Linked DNA regions of Mus musculus: all the other regions are linked to region 1. Evidence: chromatin loops called from intact Hi-C (ENCODE). Cell type or tissue: left cerebral cortex. All regions are shown on one strand.

Region 1 (5,000 bases):
TCCCCTGGCTTGCTCAGCCTGCTTTCTTATAGAACCAAGACTATCAGCCCAGAGATGGTCCCACCCACAGGGGCCTTTCCCCCTTGATCATTAATTGAGAAAATGCCTTACAGTTGGATCTCATGGAGGCATTTCCTCAACTGAAGCTCCTTTCTCTATGATAACTCCAGCTGTGTCAAGTTGACAAAAAACTAGCCAGTACAATGTCTCAGCATGTTTGTGGAGGCCAGAAGACAAATTAAAGGGTCAGTTAGTTCTTTCTTCCAACCATGTTCCAAGGATCGAAATCCAGTTGTCAGGGTTTGCAGCTCAGCCATCTCACAGATGTCCTTCCTTCATCTCTTTTCCTTTTTGGTCTGTCATAATTTTCAAACTTAAAGGCTTTTAGGCTTCCAATGTTGGTGTAAATATGCATTTAAATTATTTGAAAACATTTCACCAAAACAAAAAACAAAACAAAAACCAATAAACAAAAACCCAAGCCAAAACCAAAACCAAAAAAAAAAAATCCAAATAAGCAAACAAAGCAAAATAACAACAAAAAACCAAGAGCCAGTTCTTGGATTTCAACAAATACCCTTGCTCTTTCTGTCTTCATAAGAGAGAATGCTTACAATACTAGGATTCGGTAAAGAGATACATTGGGCTGGGGATGTGATCAGTCATAAAGTGCTTGTTTACTTGTGCAAAGCCTTAGATTTAACCCCAGAAAGAAAGAAAGAAAGAAAGAAAGAAAGAAAGAAAGAAAGAAAGAAAGAAAGAAAGAAAGAAAGAAAGAAAGGAGGAAGAGAGAGAGAGAGAGAGAGGAAAGAAAGGAAGGAAGGAAGGAAGGAAGGAAGAAAGAAAGAAAGAAAGAAAGAAAGAAAGAAAGAAAGAAAGAAAGAAAGAAAGAAAGAAAGAAAGAAAGAAAAAAGATCTACTAACAAGTAGATTACTCTTGACTTCTTATCTTAAAATTTCTCTACAAGAATACAAAGACCCAGTTAAACCAACAGAATTTTTCACATGAATGGATAAAAATAAATACTTTATAAAATTATCTTTAAAAAGACAACAACATTCAGCTGTCAAGAGTAGTGGACCTTTACAAACATCCCACACAATGTGTGCTGGGAATTGCTTGCAACACTAAGCACTGTTTGACTCTCTTATACATTGTATTGTTTATTATTATGGCCACAACCTTGGTGTGATGGTTTATACATGCTCTGCCCAGGAGTGGCACTATTAGTAGGTGTGGCCCTGTTGGATGTGTCACTGTGAGTGTCACCTAGCTACCTGGAGGTCAGTCTTCCACTAGCAGCCTTCAGATTACAATGTAGAACTCTCAACTCTGTGTGCACCATGCCTGCCTAGATGCTGCCCTGCTCCCACCTTGATGATGATGGACTGAACCTCTAAATCTGTAAGCAAACCCCAATTAAATGTTGTATTTTGTAAGACTGACCTTGGTCATGGTGTCTTTTCACAGCAGTAAAACCCTAACTAAAACACCTGGGAACTACTTCCCTAATTTCCTTACCATGTATTTTCTTGAACTCCTGTACAAATAAGACATTGGTAGAGAATCCTGCAATCAGGAATTGAGATTCAGCAGGTATGAGTTGTGCAGCAAACACCTTGAATTCTCTCTCAGTATGACTGTCACAATGGCATCGCATCCCAAGGCAAATCACAGCCTCAGTTCTATAGAGCAGCATTGGCAGCTGTTTTTTGTCTCCGAGAGGTGTCATCATTGTCTGCCTCTGATCCACCACACAGGGCAACAAACATGAGTCCCACTCTCTCTGAGTCTCCGAAAATATACCTGCCTTCTCCATCACCATTTTCATTTATTTAACCTTCCCAAACACTGGGAAAAACAATACTATATCAAATCACTATCTGCTTGAAATGGTTAATTCCTATTTTTATGATTGAACCCGGGTTAATCCTGTATTTATCTCCTGATTGACTCTATGACCTCTAATAGATATAGCTGACGTTAATTATTATTTAGGCAGGTACCGATGACATGGAGCATTTATGAGCTAGTAGGACTACTGCACATAGTTAGAAAGATATGTTTTCCCTATAAATCTATTATATAACTAAATCAATCACTCCTCAGTCACACTTGAAAGCTTATGTTAAGTTGGAAAGGCAGTTCTCAGTGTAGACTAACATATGCTCCACAATTATTAGTATGCTTATTATCTGTCACTTAATGAAAATTTTCAACTTTTAATTTAAATAGTAATTTTTGATCACTAATTGTTTTCTTATAAATTATATATATCATTTTGCTGTAATAGTTTTTGAAATAATAGTTACAACCCATAACTCTGTGACAGGCTATGAGAAATAGCAAATAGGAACTCATCATATAGTGACATAGCACCATCTCATGGAATATCAGAGGAACTGTCAGGGAAGTGTGACAGTAATGCTGGCACTAAACATCTGAAAAGTTCTGCTATAATATCTAAATTCTACTTCTCAAATGTTCAAAACATACTTCTTTTTAAATTCAAACAAAAACAAATTTTTACACAGACCACTGAATCCACACCTATCCCTCTCTGATAAGGAAACAGGCCTTCTGAAATTAAATGGCTACGTACAGGAGCATACACAGTTCACTATACACAGGAACTTCAGGTTTTAACGAGAAGTTATGCATTTTGAAGATGTTAAAATAAATATTTCAACACTAATCTGTTTGGTCTTAAGAACCACCTGAGATCCTACCACTCAAAAGGATACAGAAGAGCTAAGCTTCCATGCCACTCTGGGCTGCAGGATGAGACCCTATCTATACTCTAGAACATACACTCACACATACATAAAGCATACATAATTACCTTATATGCACTATTTCTTTAACACTTCCTTCAGGAAATTTTAGATATTTTATCTTTTTCACTACAGACTGCTTTGTTAGACAACATGATGACACCGTATAATTTTGCATGAGTGAATGAATGCCACTAAGTCCAAGTAGGTTATTCTTTACTTTGTTCCTTTTTGGTATTTATTGGATCAGGTAGAAAAATTCAAGTTTTTTCTAAGTTCAGAAATGGAGAACGGAAAGATGATTCAGAATGCAGTAACAGATGGGGGGTGGGGGGGAGGCGGACCTTACTATGGGTCAGATTCTCGTATTACAGCCTTAAGATTGCTCAAATTCTGATATCTCTAGCCCTATCAAGATGAACAGATTTAAATGGGGAGAAAGATGCCCAGCACCCACAGCAATAGCAACAGACTCACCTGGTACAGTGGTGTGTAGCCAAGGTACATGTTCACAGGTCAATGTTAATCACACACAAGCTGTGCATTTTCTAAGGGTTTTGCTTTGCTTTGTTGCTGTTCTGCTAAAAAAAAAAATGCACCTAGTTTGCCATATCTTACTTAAATTTTAGGTAATTTGTAAATTTCTTAATTTCAAGTTGCCTTTACATAAACTTATAAAGCCACAATTATTAAAATAAAATGCTAGCTATTGGGAAAATATTAAATGACATGGGCATATAGCACCATCTAATGATAAATTCATTTATCTGTAGAGCAGTTTTATTTTATTTATAAGTAGTAAAGGAGAATCATAAGAAAGTGACATGATTCCACTTAGTAAGTAGATTACCTCAAGAAGTTTGAATTTCTAGCTTTGTTACTGATATGACCCCCCCTACTAGTTTGCCGTGTGATAAAAACAAGCCACATTGTAATAAATATTAGCAAGAGTTCTCCACATGATTCTGTTTTGGGCACACTAGCCAGAGCTACCTATTAGCTTCAAATCCACTCTTCTTGGGGGTATGTGCCATGCTGGAACTTAATGTAGTAAAGCCCCTTCCAGCAAGCTTCAGCAGCAGAGGGAGCCTGCACGTGAAGAAAGACCTCCCTCCTCCTGGTGTGTTCTTCCTCTTCTGGCTCCTACAGTGTTTACCTGGCAAGTGTGGCATCCAGGGAAGTTCACCCCTAGGGAGGTTTCACAATACAATGTGGAAACTTTCCCAGGAAGTTCTGCAGGTGGCACAGCAGCCTGGCAGCAAGGTCAACTGCACCTTCATAGGTAATTTTCAACAAGAACAAAAAATGTTCTTTACACACACACACATGCAAACAAACACGTGCACACACACACATAGGGTTGGGGTGGAGAACATAACAAGCTGTATTCTGTGCTAAGAAGCTTCAAGATACTATTAAAGAAACATTGTTCAAAATCTATTTGCTTACCACATTTAACTTAAATCAGAAATGATGACAACAAAAAGATTTCTAAAAAAAATTCAAAAATATTAAAATAATATCTCTAATACCCAGGTTTTAAAGAGAATCTTCAAGAGGAAAATTTAAGCATTGAAACAAATGAAAATGAAATCACAATGTAATTTTCTTCCTATTTACCTACAAGTATACCAGGAATAGTGGTGGCCTATTTGAGGAACCTGTTTAAATTCCCATGCTTCCATATTTCTGATTATGGAGGTAGATGGTTGAGAGAGTCTGACAGTTTTCAGTTTTAGTGAACATATGAAGAGTCAGCATTCATTCTGAAAACGCAATTTCGGCAAATTTTTGTAATATCACTGAAAGAGAGTTCTAATGAGAATGGAATCTTGAGTTATGAAATATCATGTGAAAAGTTGTGCTTGTCTGGATTTGTAGTTCCTACTTTTCCATCAAAATTTTAAGCCACGTGGTGCTGACAGCCTAGTGACACAATCAGTGTCCCATGAGCCCCATGGCTGTCAATAAAAAAGATGTCTGACATAAAGTCTGTGACATTTCTCCATTTAGAAGTAAGTCTCCAGGACTGAGGATGTAGCTCAGTGGTACAGCACTTGCCCAGCATATGTGACGTCCTAGACTTAATCCCCAGGCTTACAAATGGATGAATAATAAGTAAGTAAATAAATGTCCAAACATTGAAATAGTTTATTTTATGCTCCTTATTGAATTTGTTCAAACATACACTTTGTTATAAAAAAGAAAAATTATAATGTATATTT
Region 2 (5,000 bases), 790 kb before region 1:
AAGGTATTGACAGATACCAAGCCTGCTGTCATTTATGTAACTCTGTAGAGTGGATGATAGGAGTTTTGTTGGCCTGGTTGTTATCTCAGTTCTCACATCAGCATGGTCTCTAGACAGAAGCACTGCCCTTGTGGGGCCCTCTTTCCTTATAGATAGATGTATCTGGCCCATTCCTCCCTGTAAATGCCCAGGATTCTCCCTGCTCTTTGTTGCTGCTGCCTTTTTCCAGAGCTCCAGGCAGAGGACCTCCAGGACAGAGGCTCAGATATTACAGCTGAGGGAACTGGAAAGTTATTTGCCAGAGGTCCTTGACATCTGGGGTTGATGAATGGGATTCCTCTCTGGGTAAATGGCAAGAGGCTCTGCTCACTCAGCTGCAACTCCCGCTTTATTCCTTAACCCTTCTGGGGAGCTGCACTTGGGATTTTAGAGGATGCTATTAAACTTTTAGCCTTCAAAAGATCTTCCCCATTAAAAAGATAGATTCTTCGGCCGAGAAGACAGCTCAGCCGGCAAAAGTAAGCATAATGATTGGGGTTTGGTCTCCAGAGCTCATGTGGAAAGGTCTGGAAGGGATGGTGCATGCTTGAAACCCCAGTGCTTGGGAGATGGAAGACACAGATGTCCTTAGGATGGGTTGCCCAGCCAGCTTGGCCTTCTTGGTGAGTTCCAGGCAAATAAGAGACTTTGTTTCAAACAAAATAAAACATGAAAAAAAAAATCACACACACACACACACACACACACACACACACACGAGGGAAGGAGGCATCCCCACATAAATGAATATGCACACACACACATATATGAAAATAGACTCTTTAGTAAATAATGGTATGTTTATTCATTAGTCTGATAGCTGTCTATCTGTCTCAGCCATTTTTATTCTTAAAAGCCTCCAGATTATTTGCGTTTTGCTGCTTGGAAAATCCTGACTTGTAAAGAGAGGAACTGCCGATCAGGAAGCCAGAGCTGTGTGCATTAGCCCACGGGTCTGCACTAGCATTTGTTGTGACAGGATGAAAGTAGGCTTCCTGGACTACTGGCTCCCAGGGCCCTTAGAGCCTGAAAGATGTTGGCACCTTAATCTTACAGAAAATCTCCCCACTTTACTGAAGACAATATCAGAATCTTCTGGAAGCCTTCCTGCCCCTTTGTAGTCTGACTACTTGGTGACATACTTTATTTTATGACTTAAAAAAAATCTCTAGGAGGAAGGAATCCTTTGAAGAAACATGTTTCCACATCCTTGAGTTTAATCGGGGGAGGGGGAGTCACTTGTATTTTGGTCAATGAGAAGCTATTTTGTTATTTTAAAAATGTTACTTTTTTATGTAGAAAAATTTTTGGCGTCCAATGTAGGACAGTAGGAGTCTTACATGGATACTGGGTACTTAGAGAACCTGTTAAATTGCTATTAAATTGAATACTTTAAACAAGCTAATTAAAAATTATTAATGGTACAAAAGAATGAGAAACGATTTTGATGAAAAGATTCTACATTTTCCAGTTTATACAAAAAACAAGTATTCAATATTTTGGCATAAAATTGACACGATAAAATGGTGAGCTAGCTCAGTGGTAGACCTTAACTTGTATCTGGAGGCCCTGATTTGATCCATAGCATTGCAAAACAAAACACTGGTAGATTTAGATACATTAAAAAGGAAAAAAAAAAGCCCTTGACATTGATTAAAGTATTAGAAGTTAAGGTGAGAATAAAGGTGTACAGCCATAGCAGCGGTTATACAGAATATTGCAAGTACAGACAATATTCTTCTATTCAACATAGTCCTTTGCTCAGTCATAGATTGAGTTGTCACAACCACAATCATTATCATCATTCATCATCACCACCACCACCATCATCGTCACCATCATCAATAGTAACTATAATATATACACTTACTGAGCATCTCCCTTAGAGGGCGCTGCATCTTAAACTCAACTTTCCCGATAAAGTTTTGAGTGTACAACTGGACCTAACGCTTATGTTCTCCCAGAATTCATATGCTTGCAATCTAAGGGTCCAATAAATAGTAGCAATACCCTGATGAGGGATCCCAGAGAGATACCTTCACAGTTTCTGCCATGGGAGGGTACAGTGAGAAGAAGGGGCAGGCAGACCATGTTCTGACCATCAACTCTGAGGAACAAAATTACTATTAAAGCACGTGAGAGTACAGGAAGAGGGTTTAGCAAGAAGCTAGTGGTTTTGGAGTATTTGCTATAAGCTTTCATTTTGAGCACGCCTTTCTAAGAGCTGCATTTAAAGGATTGAAGGCAAAACCTGATGATCAACACAAAACCCTGTGAGCTTGGAGCTTCGGTGAGCTTGGAGGACAGAAGCTACGGTTTACTGCACCAGTCCGTCCTGATCAGAACGTGTCTTCAGAGGCAAAACTCCCAAAATGCAAAACAAAAACAAACAATAACCCATAACTGAAAAACAAAATCAAGCAAGCAAGCAAGCAAGCAAGCAAGCAAGCAAGCAAGCAAGCAAAAAACCAACAAAATGTTGCTAGAAATAACTGAAATATTTCTTTTGGGACTTTGAGCTTCCACAGGACTGAGTCCTTTTATCGTCAAAATGCTATTTCTCATTAGTAATTTGTGTGACACACACACACACACACACACACACACACACACACCCCTCCCATATCTGCCATATCATTGTAGTGAGGAGAAAATGAATCGGAGAACTTGTGCTGTGGGTAGCTGCAGAGACTAACCCTACAGGTCTCAGGAAGCCTTTATCACACTGGCATCTTGGTGGCAGATGGTCAGTGCGCATCTGGGCAGGAGGAAAGTTTTGGGCCATTCCTCTGAGGACTTAGGGCATTCCCAGAGATGGCTTGGGGACTCAGAGCCCAGTGCAGCGAAGCAGACACACCGAGAGTCAAGCCTGGCTGCAGCCCTGCTTCGGGATCGCATGGCATCTGAGCTCCTGGGTTGCGGACTGAGTGACTGGCAAAGGACGCACTGGCGTCCTCCGCCCCCTCCCTGCAGCTGTCCTCGGTAGAAGGCGGGACCACCCAGAGCCCTCAGGACGGGGTTCCAGACTCTGGGGCGCAGGCAGCCAGACCCCCGAGAGTCCTGGCTAGTGACTCCCGCGCCTCAGCTGCCCAGCGGTGCCTCGCTCCCCATCACAAGTTTGGTCCATACTGGACAAGTAAGCGAGCCTGGGATACAGACTGCTTTTGCCTTGGGCAGTTTTGGACATGGCCTGGCTGGAGACTTTCACCTACATTTGTGGATGGCTGATTCTCAGTAGCTGTCTCCTGGTTAGAGCGCAGGTAAGAGCTGGGACACCAGAGCGTGCTTCCCCAGCCAGAGAAGCAAGCCCAGGGCGCGCCGCACTGCACCGGTCTGTCCACATCCTCTTCAGGCGGGAGGTCCCAGCTCCGGGCGGATGGACCAGCTTCCTGGTGTTCAGGGATCTGGTAATGCACAGCTGGAGGGGGAAGAACTTTGTTCTTTCTGATAATCCCCGGGGTACTCGCTTCAACCACCACAGTAGGTTTTGTTTGTTGGCAATTCACCATCATGTTTGAGAGCTTAAAACTTCTAGAATCGATGATACAGTGTAAAAGTGTAACTGTTTCTCTCTCTGATACAGAAGCGCGTATTTAAGCAAAGGGGCTATACCGAATAAATACCGTATTAAATACAGCTCGGGTCTTAAACGTTGAATAGCAGTGGTTGTAATTTTCTTATTGCCACTGTCGCTTAGGGGTTTTCTGGAAGTTCTTTCATAGTGGGTCTCTTTAATGTGCACGGAACAGTTCATCTTCATTTTTTTAAGTCAAAGAATATGTTAGGTTTATAGTTTTATTTATTTATTTTTCAAACGAACTAGAAAGATGCTTGCAGTGGTGTGTGTTTTGTGGTTTGATTTGTCCTATGATTTAAGACATATCCGAGGTTATATATGTCCTGTTCGGTAGAGGGCGCACATTGACTGTCAAATAAAGATTCAATTGGTTTTAAAAAAACTTCCACAAAGTTAAAGCACCCATGAATATGTTCCGGTGGTACTTAAAATGACATCTTAGACCTTTAAATGACCAAATTGAATTTTAGTTATTCAAAAGATACAGTTAAAAAAATCCAATCTTCCAAAGTCGTAACAACATAAAATCAGAAGATATTTCTAGGAAATATCTTTCCTGAGACATGCTACTCTTACTTAGCAGGATCAGGACATTTCATGTAGACTTATTGTGTTGTGAAAAAAGAATGAGTGGGGAATCATACAATGGACACTTAAAAATATGTTCTCTTAAGTTCAAAAGAAGTTTCTATATTTGTAGAAGGAATAAGCAGGTATGGGGGGGGGGAGCCTTCTAGACTGGATGGTACATTTCCATTAGAGTAACAGATGATCTCCAAGGTACCACCTACATTTCTGTCTTAGGAGGTCCTTGGATACTATGTTAAAACCTCTATCTCCGTGTGTAAGGAGCAGATCTGCTCTGACCAGTTCTTTTCACTTGGTGTTCTAGGTTCCTTTCAAGAAATTAGAGATATTATTTAGCACAATAAAGAAACAAATTACTGTGAAGTCAAGCGTAGATTGTTCCAATTGCCTTTTGCTTTCAATAAAACAAGTTGGGTCTTCACTACAGCCTTTTCCTTTTCGAGCCACATACCCATTTCTTTTGGGGTTGTCTCCTGTAGTGACAGGACATTCAGCAGAGTCTTTGTACTCTGTCCACTAGAGGCCAGTGACACCCCTTTGGCCCTGACAGTAGCAAATATTTGCACATACTGCCAGATCTCTTTGGGTGTTGAAATTCCTCCTGGTTGGTAATTATTTTTTAACAAGGATTTTTATGTCTTTTTTTCCTCCTTTTCTTTCCCTCCCTCCCTCTCAGTGTGTGTGTGTGTGTGTGTGTGTGTGTGTAGGAATTAATAACCTGCTGTATGATTACATTATATACTAAATTTTTAATCTTTAAAGAAAAACTGTAGTCTTAAACATATTTATACATCCT
Region 3 (5,000 bases), 370 kb after region 1:
GCGTGCCCGTGCCATGCGGAGCGTGGACTCCCGCGGCCACCCCGCAGCTGCAGCCCCGGCCCCCGGCTCTGCTCCGCGGCTGGGCTGCCCCGCGCGGGCCGCTGTCCACAGTGGGAGGTGCTGAAAGCAGGGCGCGGGGGCGGCGGGCCGGCCGTCTGCTCCGAGCGCCCCCCTCCGCGCCGCGCCGCTCCTCCGGCCCTCCCCTCCTCCATCAGCCATGTTCCGCGCGCGGGGAGGGCTGGGGGAAGGGGCGAGAGCCGGGGGCCGGCGGCGAGGAGAGCCGCCTCTGCCTCGGGGAAGGAGGGGATGAGAGCTGGGGGGAGCAGCGCGACGAGGAGGCGGCGGCGGCCGGCGAGGAACCCGCGCTGGGTTCTGCGGTAGGACTCCCGGGAGCCACCATCATGGTGAAGAGGAAGAGCTCCGAGGGCCAGGAGCAGGACGGCGGCCGCGGCATCCCTCTGCCCATCCAGACCTTCCTGTGGCGGCAAACCAGGTGAGGGGCGCGGGGCAAGAGGTGGCGCTCGGGGGGTCGCCGGGTCGTCGCCACCGCAACCAACCCCGCCACTGAGGCCGTGCCGCAGCCTGCAGCTAGCAACGTCTCTAGGGTGGAAAGACAGCCCTCTGCACCCACTTAAAAGCACGCATGAAAAAATATAGATAGATCTCACTGAAGTTTGACAACAAGCAGATTGTCAGTTTTCTAATAAATATATACATTATTGAGGAGGTAGGGATGGGAGGGCAGAGAGCCTGGGCAGAGGGGGCGGGGAGCTAGGAAGGTAATTGGGACTGAACCAGCTTGCGCCTCCAATTCCCCCTCCATCTCCTGCTGTAATCCTTGCCTGGTGACCTGTTGTTTTCTAGCTTGTTTGGCATGTCTGCTGTGCCCACTTGTTAACCATGTTTGCTTGGATACAGCCAGCCTCGTCTTCATGGTTAAAGCCCCTGGGCAAAATGATTTTTGATAGATTTCTTTCACCTGGCCAGGCCTGACACCCCGGCCAATAAACAGTAAAGGGCTTTCTCGTTATTTTAGAAATTGAGTACATATAAAAATAAGACGCTGGGAATTATGACCCACATCCGAGCTCATTTTTCAGTTTGAAAGATAACTGCATGCACGGGGAATGCACCAATTCTGACCATGGACGATTTAGAATTTTAATAGTTAAGAAAAAAGTCTTCAAAATAAGAGCGGCATGGGAAATTATGAAGAGCAAAGTCTTTTTCGTGTGTGTAATTAATGTGTAATAGCAAATGTTGTCAGCTATCCAATATCTGCTCATCAACAAGCGATACAGAAGCATGAAGTCTGAGTTTCATACCGCCATGCCCTAGTCATTGAAAAATATGTCATAGAGATGCCTTAAAAATAGTTTTGCTCATGTTTATAACAAAAACCTTTACTAATTTTTCAGTGCATTTTTGAGGCCTAAACTGGGGAAGCAATATGAAGCCTCTTGTGTGGTATGTGATTCTCACCATTTAATGATTATTTCCATATTCTCTCTGTATGATAATTTACCCCGAGGAAAGACTGAATCCTATTAACGCCAAAAGTTACTTCAACTGACAAATATCAGTGAGCATTTACCATGTACCAGACATAGTTCCATCCTGTTGGGGTAGGGCAAAGACATAAACAAAGCCCAGAGTTTACACACTAGCAGGAGGCAGAAAGAACACAGACGACTAGATACATAAAATACTTAATAAGATAGATGGTGAGACACACTGTGGAGAAAAGTAACAAAGTATATCAGAAGAGATGTGGTAAGGGGGTTATTTCATAGACAATGATTAGATAAGGCTTAATTGTTAATGTGATGCATGGGCAAAGACACAAGGTGTACAGGAAGACATCCCATATTGAGAGGAGAGCCAAGGAAACCACAAAGGACCTTAGCATCAAATGTGAATAAGTGTGAATCAAGTGTGAATAAGCCAGTGTAATGGGAGTTATTGATGGAGCAGTAGAAGAGAAGGTGGAGAGAGAAGAACTAGGCTCAGGAGGGCCTTTTAGGGAAGATTAAAAATCAAATAGTTAGTCAACAAAACAGGGACAATTATGTGCTGGTTATTCATGCAGTGAATGACTGTGGAGTACTTAAATAACTTAATAACCAATTCTGTACTCTTATGTCTTTCATACATTCTGCAGTTCTGAAAGTTGAAAGTGAATGATCTAAATCTTTATGAAAATAACGCTATCGGTATTAATACAGAGTGAAGTGAACTCGTCCTGAGGTTGGAAAGGAATCCCATAGCCATATAAGATCTATTTTGCAAACTGAGAAAATAAGACATGAAATCATGACGCAAGAGTGAAATGGATTTTAACAGACCCACAGATGGCTTTGGATCCTATTTAGTATAGTGGGAAAGTGTAAAGCTGTCCATTTCTAAGCTGCCAAACGTATTTGTAAGAAGCTGTGTGGATGATACTCTAGTATGGACTTCTGAAGTATCAGATCTACAAACCATGGTACAAATCAACTGGAGAGTTAAGCACATGTGCACACATGCACAGGAACATGGAGGCATTGGCTTTATTGAGCTGTCACAAGGATACTCTCAAACATGTCTTTCTTGTCAGTATTGTCAGTGGAATTTCTTGTGTCGGAGTTATTACAATAACTTAACACCTTAAGCCCGTCCTTAAAGCATGCTGATACTTACTCAGCTTAAAATAGCCAAGACTTTTCTCTGTTCATGGTAAAGAGCTATCTGATGTTTTTAAAGTGCTCACAAAATACCAAGTAGCTATGTTTCACACATGGATAAGCAGATAAATAGGGGATGGGGAAAATTGATATCAATAAAGGACAGAACTCTGGAGTTTCTTAAGCTATTAAAGGTTACATTAGCAACATGTAAGAAGAAATTGCACTAACTACCCAGTTCCTTGAGATTATGAGATTGAGCAATTCATCCTCTTTGACATATCTGTGTACCTATCAATTTATAAAACTTAGGATTTTGTTGTTGTTGTTGTTGTTGTTTTGCTTTTTCTTTTTAAGTAAGAAAAGAAATAGTTCTCTTAGATAATGCCTGTAACAATTCAAGTTTGCCAAATAGCTTAATAGTTACGAGTACCTTAGAATATGCAGGGTTTATGGTAGAGCCCTCTACAAGACGATTGCACACGTGTCATATGTATTGACTTTGTTCTAATAGCTGGTCAGTACTGAAAAACAAAACAAAGCAAAACGTGTATAGGTCAAACTGTTTCTTGGAGTTTTCTTTACTCTTGACAAGGACGGAGAGTTTTTTGAAACCCAAGGCAAAGGTGGCTCACTTGGGGCTGTTTCCCTCCTCTCTCTTCCTGGTTTAGTTAAGAAATTCCTTTAATGTATCATTGCTTTGAAGATAAAATGAGTCTGTGGCCCCAAATCAGATTTCCTGAACTAGTCTCCTATCACAGTTCACACCTGTTGAGTACACTGACATAAATTCCTTTTCTCAAGATACTTTCATGAAACACATTTTGATTTGGTCTAGAGCTGTGGGAGCTGCTTTGAATATGGAAGCAACATTTCAATAGCATATATTATAAATATAATACTATATTATAAATATTATAAGTTTACATATGCATGCTTATGTATATATAATGTAGTATATGAAATAAATATTATATTGTAAATAAATATAAGATATAATATATCTTGATAACAAATGGGTTGCTATGTGAAGAAGTATATTTTAACAGATATAAAAATAGAGATCATTTTAAGCCTACAAATTGACAACTGACAATGATTTATGGTTGACTCACTGCAGGTCAGTGTATGTCTGGCAATAGTAGGAGTGTTCCTTAAAAACTGAGTTCTATAATTATCTTTTGGTGTATGCAGTGTTTTAGCATTGCTGTTTTAAATAGTCTCCAATTCTTTATTTTGTATGCTTTTTAAAAACTGAAATCTGCAGTCCTTTGAACGAGTGTTGGTGGAAAACAAGCTGCATGGCCTGTCCCCGGCCCTCTCTGAAGCAATCCAGAGCATTTCCAGATGGGAGCTAGTGCAGGCTGCCCTCCCTCATGTTCTCCACTGCACTGCAACTCTGCTATCAAACAGGAACAAACTAGGTGGGCACTCTACATTGCTGAATTATGTTGTCCTTTATGTGTAATGTGTACAAGAACACGTGCTACATAGATACTACCATCTGGGCACTGTGCATGCATTATCTCATAGAATCATAGAATTTCCTTCTTAATAGTATCATCGTTGCCATTTATAAAAGGGAACAGGCTTCTTTGTTTTTAGCTTTGTATATGTGATTGTACTCTCCACAGAGATGTTAAAATAACACCAGGAACATCAGGTTGGCTAAATATTCTGACCTAGTCTGTGATTTACTGTTTATTTCCATTTTTAATGCAACTGTGTTCATGACTTGACATATACTTCTAAGGCAGTGGTTTTCAACCTTCCTAAGGCTATTACCCCTTAAAACAGTTCCTCTTGTTGTAGTGACCCCAACCATTAAAATTATTGTTGTTGTTGTTGTTGTTACTTTGTAATTGTAATTTTGCTGTTATTATGAGTTATGATGTAAATATTTTTGGAGATAAGAGATTTGTCAAGTAGGTTGCAGCACAGAAGTTGAAAACCACTGTCATAAGGCATTTCCTTGATTTCACTGCTCTTTTGGGGTCTCTCTCTCTCTCTCTCTCTCTCTCTCTCTCTCTCTCTCTCTCCCTCTCCCTCTCTCTCTCTCACAGAGAAAGAGAGAGAAAGAGAGAGAGTAGATGATTATCTTCCAAATTGCTTTTCTCATCTAGTGATATGTGCTAGCCAACTCTCCTACATTAGAGGACTCACTTTTCATCTCATTCTCTCTGTATGTTTGTGTGTCTACTTTGATGTTACAAGGACCTTTCCAGGTCAGGTCTAAAATAGAATAGTTTTTATCTTTGCCTTCTATGCTTTTCACCATGATAAGACAGGCCATTTGGGAAAAACGTTTGTAAATCTGATAAAATATGGCAGCATGCT

What was found. Peaks named below come from ENCODE experiments on the same cell type or tissue, not always from the same donor. Only the 100,000 strongest peaks of a DNase experiment are listed, where the experiment ranks them.
Region 2: a loop joins it to region 1, with 9 times the contacts of the local background. A loop is called at or near these places in 22 of 42 quality-filtered maps.
Region 3: a loop joins it to region 1, with 2.9 times the contacts of the local background. A loop is called at or near these places in 2 of 42 quality-filtered maps.

The regions. Positions count from the first base shown.
Region 1 is chr1:66,097,646-66,102,645 of GRCm38, forward strand. No RefSeq gene overlaps it. Among named protein-coding and RNA genes, the nearest start is that of Gm51629, 130 kb to the right of the region's middle. In left cerebral cortex, a CTCF peak has its summit at 2,390; a DNase peak (open chromatin) is centred at 2,409.
Region 2 is chr1:65,308,372-65,313,371 of GRCm38, forward strand. Pth2r (parathyroid hormone 2 receptor) reads left to right here and starts at 2,886. Exons shown (of 13, transcript NM_139270.2): 1 at 2,886-3,299. The coding sequence starts at 3,225. In left cerebral cortex, CTCF peaks have their summits at 1,927, 3,956 and 4,711 (motif pointing right); DNase peaks (open chromatin) are centred at 3,009, 3,263 and 3,947; H3K4me3 peaks cover 1,160 bases.
Region 3 is chr1:66,468,046-66,473,045 of GRCm38, forward strand. Unc80 (unc-80, NALCN activator) reads left to right here. Exons shown (of 65, transcript NM_001368824.1): 1 at 1-493; 2 at 1,419-1,467; 3 at 3,931-4,087. The coding sequence starts at 402. Among named protein-coding and RNA genes, the nearest start is that of Unc80, 2.6 kb to the left of the region's middle. In left cerebral cortex, no CTCF peak of the experiment used is centred here; DNase peaks (open chromatin) are centred at 154, 882, 2,374 and 3,980; H3K4me3 peaks cover 2,752 bases; H3K27ac peaks cover 1,298 bases.